Regions from separate parts of the Mus musculus genome. Here region 1 is linked to region 2. The links are chromatin loops, found by intact Hi-C in ENCODE. Cell type or tissue: heart. All regions are shown on one strand. Each heading gives the region's core, and the rest is flanking DNA. Links, peaks and the distances in the headings are about the cores only.

Evidence for each region. Hi-C counts contacts between places; a loop is a spot of excess contacts. Peaks named below come from ENCODE experiments on the same cell type or tissue, not always from the same donor. Only the 100,000 strongest peaks of a DNase experiment are listed, where the experiment ranks them.
Region 1: it touches region 2 in a loop (2.7-fold over the local background); 7 of 42 quality-filtered maps call a loop at or near these places.

The regions. Positions count from the first base shown.
Region 1 is chr13:99,857,659-99,860,471 of GRCm38, forward strand. No RefSeq gene overlaps it. Among named protein-coding and RNA genes, the nearest start is that of Cartpt, 42 kb to the right of the region's middle. In heart, for the core only: a CTCF peak has its summit at 1,639 (motif pointing right); a DNase peak (open chromatin) is centred at 473.
Region 2 is chr13:100,014,617-100,017,429 of GRCm38, forward strand. It overlaps Mccc2 (methylcrotonoyl-Coenzyme A carboxylase 2 (beta)), which reads right to left and starts at 1,023. Exons shown (of 17, transcript NM_030026.2): 1 at 770-1,023. The coding sequence starts at 898. In heart, for the core only: no CTCF peak of the experiment used is centred there; a DNase peak (open chromatin) is centred at 1,075; H3K4me3 peaks cover 1,903 bases; H3K27ac peaks cover 1,224 bases.

The DNA.
Region 1 (2,813 bases), core at 262-2,761, 160 kb before region 2:
GCAACAATGAAGAGGAAGTGTGAGCATTTAATGATTACAACGACCATGCATCGAAAGAAATCAGAGTCTTAGAAGTAAATGCACCGATAATAACAAAACCACCAAACAAAACTCAGCGGAAAAAGAAAACAACTCCAGCAAAAAACAGTCAAAAGACTTGAACAGACACCGTTTTGTTGTTGTTGTTGTTGTTTCCCAAAAGAAAACAACACACAGGATCCAGAGGGATGTATAAACCTCCCCAGCTTGACTAATCATCATGAAAATGCAAATCCATTAGAGTGGCTGTTACCAAGCAGATGAAAGGAAAAGAGACCCCTTGGACACTGTTAGTAGACATGTTAATCAGCACAGTCATTATGGAAAATCAGGTTCCTGAAAACTAAAAATAGAACTAGGGTATGATCCAACAATCTGACTTCTGGGAACTGAGCCAAAGGAAATGACATCAGTGTGCTGCAGAGACATTATCATGCCCAGGTCTATTGCACCACAGCGAAGATAATGGCAGTCAACTTAGGTGTCAATCAGTGGATGAACAAATACGGGAAATGTGCTATATCCATACAGAAGAATAGTATTCAGCTATCTAAAAGTGAAAGGAAATCCTGCCAGCTATAGAAGCATGAATGAACCTAGAGTTCATTATGTTACCTGAACTAAACCAGGAAAGAGACGTTCCTACTGCAACTCTCCCTGGGATATATATTTTTAAAAGTCCAAGTCCTAACAGCAGAGAGTCGAATGGTGGCTGCCAGAATGTGTGGTCCAGTGCTTTTCAGCAACAGTGTGTGTATGGTGAGGGAGAGATGCTGATCGAAGGGTACAAAACTCACCTGGATAGGAGCAATGAGTTCAAGAGACTGTATAATGGTACCTATACCTAGTTAATAACAATGCAACATATACTTGAAAGCTGCTAAAAGAGTAGATGTTAAGTGCTCTTGCCATGAAAAAGTTAAGTGTATTAGGTCATAGTATGTTAACTAGCTTGATTTAGCTATTTTATGATGTCTATCAAAACAGGTTAAGCATCATAAATGTATACATTTTGAGCAAAGCATGGTGGCACACACCTTTATTCCCAGCACTCAGCAGGCAGAGGCAGGTGGATTTCTGAGTTCGAGGCCAGCCTGGTCTACAAAGTGAGTTCCAGGACAGCTAGGGCCACACAGAGAAACCCTGTCTCAAAAACCAAAACCAAAATCAAAACCAAAACCAAAACCAAAACCAAAACCAAAGCCAAAACCAAAACCAAAACCAAAACCAAAACCAAAACCAAAACCAAAACCAAAACCAAAACCAAACAAACAAAAAAAGAATTAAAAAAAAAATGTATACATTTTGACAATTAAAACTAAGTCAGCTGAAACATCTGTGTGCAAATAAAAACTTCCACAAAAACTGCTATTTAACTTTTGAGATTCTTTTCCTCATTGTCGTGGTTTGCACATTCTTAAGGGATAAGCCTGCCCACTAAGCACATCACACACACACACACACACACACACACACACACACACACACACACACACACACACACACACACACACACACACACACACACCTCCAACCAACAGCTTGCAGTGCCATCTTCCAGCAGTAGAGGGCAGTGGAGGACTGCACTCTGTAGCACTTGGCTTGTGCACCTGAAGATAATCTCTCAAATTTACCCAGGGCTTCAAGTCAGTAATGAATACTCTATCTTCCCCAGGCTCATCATTAGGTAAAACTCCTTGTTCCCAAAGACCAGTGTGTTCCTTGATCTTTCTATATTCATCAGACTTGAAAAGCAAGAGGCACTGCAGTCAAGATAATCCAGCCGGGCCAGGTCTGTTAAGTGTCAAATACAGGTAGTGGCAAGGCTCTGCAGACTTTCCAGAGTCCTCCTGTTTAATCTGTGGTACAACCTGGCTCACACTTGAGTGACTCTTCACTCCCTTCCACGCACACCAAGCTTCAACATCACCAACTCCTTAGGAAATCTCCCTCACATCTTTTGTGTCCCTTGCGCTAATCACGGTTTATGATGATCACCGCATGCTCCATTATCAATGCTCCAACCAAGAACTGACTCAGAAGCCAGGATGGGTGTTTGTCTGCTAGAAACCCATGACAAGGACATGCGCTGCAGCAGCGAGGGCACTGGGACGTCCATGCAGGCCCAGGTAGGGCTCTATCATTGGAGGCTTTCGGAGCCGCCGGTTTCTCAGAGTTGACTTGTTTAGATTGTTCTCCTTTGTCGTATTTACCTTCCTTAAAGGTTTCTCTTTTCGCATGTGTAGTTATGCATGTGAGCACAGACATGCACCCACAGTAAAAGTACTACATGTTTTTTCAGAACTCCAAGTCACACGTACAGCTTGAATCCTTCCAGGAACGATCAGCGATGTGTTGATATTCATATGCTCATATTCAAGCATGCACTGCACATGGAGACCCATACGCTCATACGGGTCAAATACAAAGTTTCATCGTTATCATGGTTGTGGTTGGGCCCTGTCCACCATAGCCTGCCTGTCACACCCAACCTACTGCTGCTTCCATGGGAACCCAGAGCAAAGAATTGCTTTTTCCGTTTTTAATGTCAGAAAAGAAAAAGCAAAACAGGAAGGATTGTTATAACATGGAAAATAATACAAAACTCGAGTTTTAGTATTGTTTGAAATTTGATTCAACTATCATTCACTTCCATTCATAGGTAGCTATGTTTTGAGTAGAGCCATGTGCATGGCCCTTGAAGTCATACTGTCTACTGTCTGTAGCCATACTGTCTACTATTTTCCCAGAAAAAGTACACTAAACTCTATTGA
Region 2 (2,813 bases), core at 102-2,601:
CTAGGTGCCTTCAGCCCTTCAGGGCTAGGACACCTCTTACCACACAGCCGCACAGCTATCTGATTTCTAGTTAACGTTTCCCAGCCCCAAATGACTTTCATTCCTACACATCCAGGCCAAATACTTAAAATACCGCACAAACAACTTAGTGCTTAACTAAGTTAACTTCTTCCCTGGCAAATAACTGCTGGTTCTATGAATAATTCAGACGTTATCTGTAGAGGCCATGAAACAGATTTAAATGTTCCAGCTTTGATACTTCACAAATTATGAGTTGCTTCTTTGGCCAGGGGAAGCCACTCAGTCCCAAGAAAAGCTATGTAAAGACATTGTGAGCTGTGTATTGTTAATATAACTATTAAGCGGAAGAGTGTAAACTATCGTGCTATGGTAGTTCCTAAAGGTGGCTGCCACAAGACCGCTAAAGAATATACCCAGCCATGCAAACACGAGGACCACAACTTCGTGATTACAAAGTTGCCAAACCGGTCTCGGGCATTTGTAAGTTGTCCAAGCGACAATGCTTTGTGGGGTTTTGAGAACCACTGATTTGAGTGACACAAAATGCCAGTACCAGTCCTAAAAGTGAACTAAAATCTCACTGGAACGACTTCCTTCTGCAAACTTCACAGGACCCTACTGAGTCCCAGAATGACGCCTGAAGCTGCAAAGGAAAGAACAGCAGAGATCCAAGCATGCCCACCCTCTGGCCTCCGATGACTCCGGGGCAGGAAGGCGAACAGGCCTCCAGGACGCTCGCTCAACCTACCTGGTAGGTGGAGGAGGCCGAGTCAGGCTGGGTGCCCAGTCGGGCCACTGAGTCCCCGTGATAGGCACGCTGCGGGGGTACAGCAGCCCGACAGCACGGTCGCAGAGCTGACCTCAGCGCGCCCCACATGGCGATGGCAAACACCCAAAAGAGAAAGAGAGCGGCCCTGCAGCTCGGTTCTGCAGCTCCTGGGGGCTGCTCCTCCAGAGTCCTTGCAGCACCAGCCCTGGTCCATCAGCTCCCAGGCCAGCCCCGCACACGTGCCATCGCAGACCACCTCCAATTGGTCGGCGCTGCGCGCCACGCCTCTCTACTCCGCCAATGAGGCGCAGAAGAGCAGCTGCGCGAGTCCAGGTTCCATCGCGAGCCCAGGAACACTGGGCCGAGTAGAGCGAACAGATAAGTGGCTGCTGTCCTGCCGAAGCGTTTGTCACAAGCATGCACCCGCCTCTAGCCCATGTACTGCAGAGCTTCAGCACACCTGATCATTTTTAGAATGTGACAGATTGTAGACATCAGTACTGGGATCTTCACACCAATAAGGATTAAAAACACTCTGCGAAGTGCCTTAGTGTTGTTTTGTTTTGTTTTGACTCGCACACTTTATTGAATGCTTACGTGTTACTACAGCATGAGCAAAGTAAAAGCGCCAGGAGCATCAGAAAGATGAACAGGCTAAGGAGAGGGTCGGCTGTGCCCTAGGAGGAAAGATGCTGTAGGAGAATAGCACCCGAATAAAAGCCAGATTGGGTAGAAACACATAACTAAGATGGGAGCCAGGCTTGGTCGCTCTGTCTCCCTTGGGGACCATAGACTCTACCACTCTGCAGCTTCAAGAAAGAAGCCCGACCCACAGAAAACTATGGTAAACCAATTGATAGAAGGCTTGTCAAAGTTTCTGTAGCTTACTAAGTGAAGAGTCCACAGACTACTAAGTGAAGAATTTAGAGGCTAGGGTGGGCAACAAAATGAGACATTGTCTGAAACCAACTGTTTTAACATGAATCTTGAAGACAATGTCATCATACAAATAGTGTTGGGCTGAGTGGTAGAACGCTTGCCTAGAATGCAAAAGGCTCTAGGTGTGTGTGTGTGTGCGCGCGCGCACATGCACACAGAGGAGAGAGAGAGTAGGTGAAACATGCCTACTATATTAAATGGTGCTAATTTAGAAGGAGTGGCACTTTGTGTGTACAGACGTGGGTACGGTGTGTGTACAGAAGCACACATGGACACATGGAAGCTGGAGAATGTCAGTATCAAGCCATTACTCTGCCTTATTCCTTTGAAACCAAGTCTCTCACTGAACTTGCAGCGAGGTGTGCAGCTAGAAACCTCTGATCCTTCTGCCCCTGCTCAACCCAGTGCTTTTACCCACTGAGCCCTCCCTAGCTCCAGAAATGGCCAGCTTTTTTAAAATCTAAGAAAAACGAAGGCCTAAGTCAAATCAAAGTGAGTTCACCATGACATAAGCATTCTATCTTGCTACAAGCCGACCCCAAATAAGATCTTGTAATGTGGAAAATAACTTAAAGATTCACATGGCATCCAAGAAATGTAAAAGAAAACAAACCAAAGCAGAGCATTTGAGCTGAACGAAACATTTATTCCTGGCAACGAGGCTAAAAGAAAATAATTTCCTAGCAACTCCAGCACTCAAAAGGTCAATTAAGAGGATCAGCAGCTCAACCTTAGCCCGGGCTACACAGTGAGTGTGCAGGCAGTGTGGACTAAGCAAAAGTGCCCAAAATGTTTCCTCTGCTTTTCACTTAGTTAAAACTGTTTACCTTTGACCCTCCTACCGGTCCCGAGAGTTCCCACTGCTATCCAGGTGCCTCTCAAATTCATGGCTTATTCCTTAAATATATACACGGGTGGGAATAACTACACGACGCGGGCTGCTGAGTCTGTGTAATGGTGCCCATGTTTGTAGGCTAGGCTGAATACTTGGGATTGAAGTGTTAGGGTGTTAAAGTGTACTTGTAATGATGTGTATGCCCGAGGGACTGTACACACATATGCACCTGAGTGCAGTTGCCCAGAG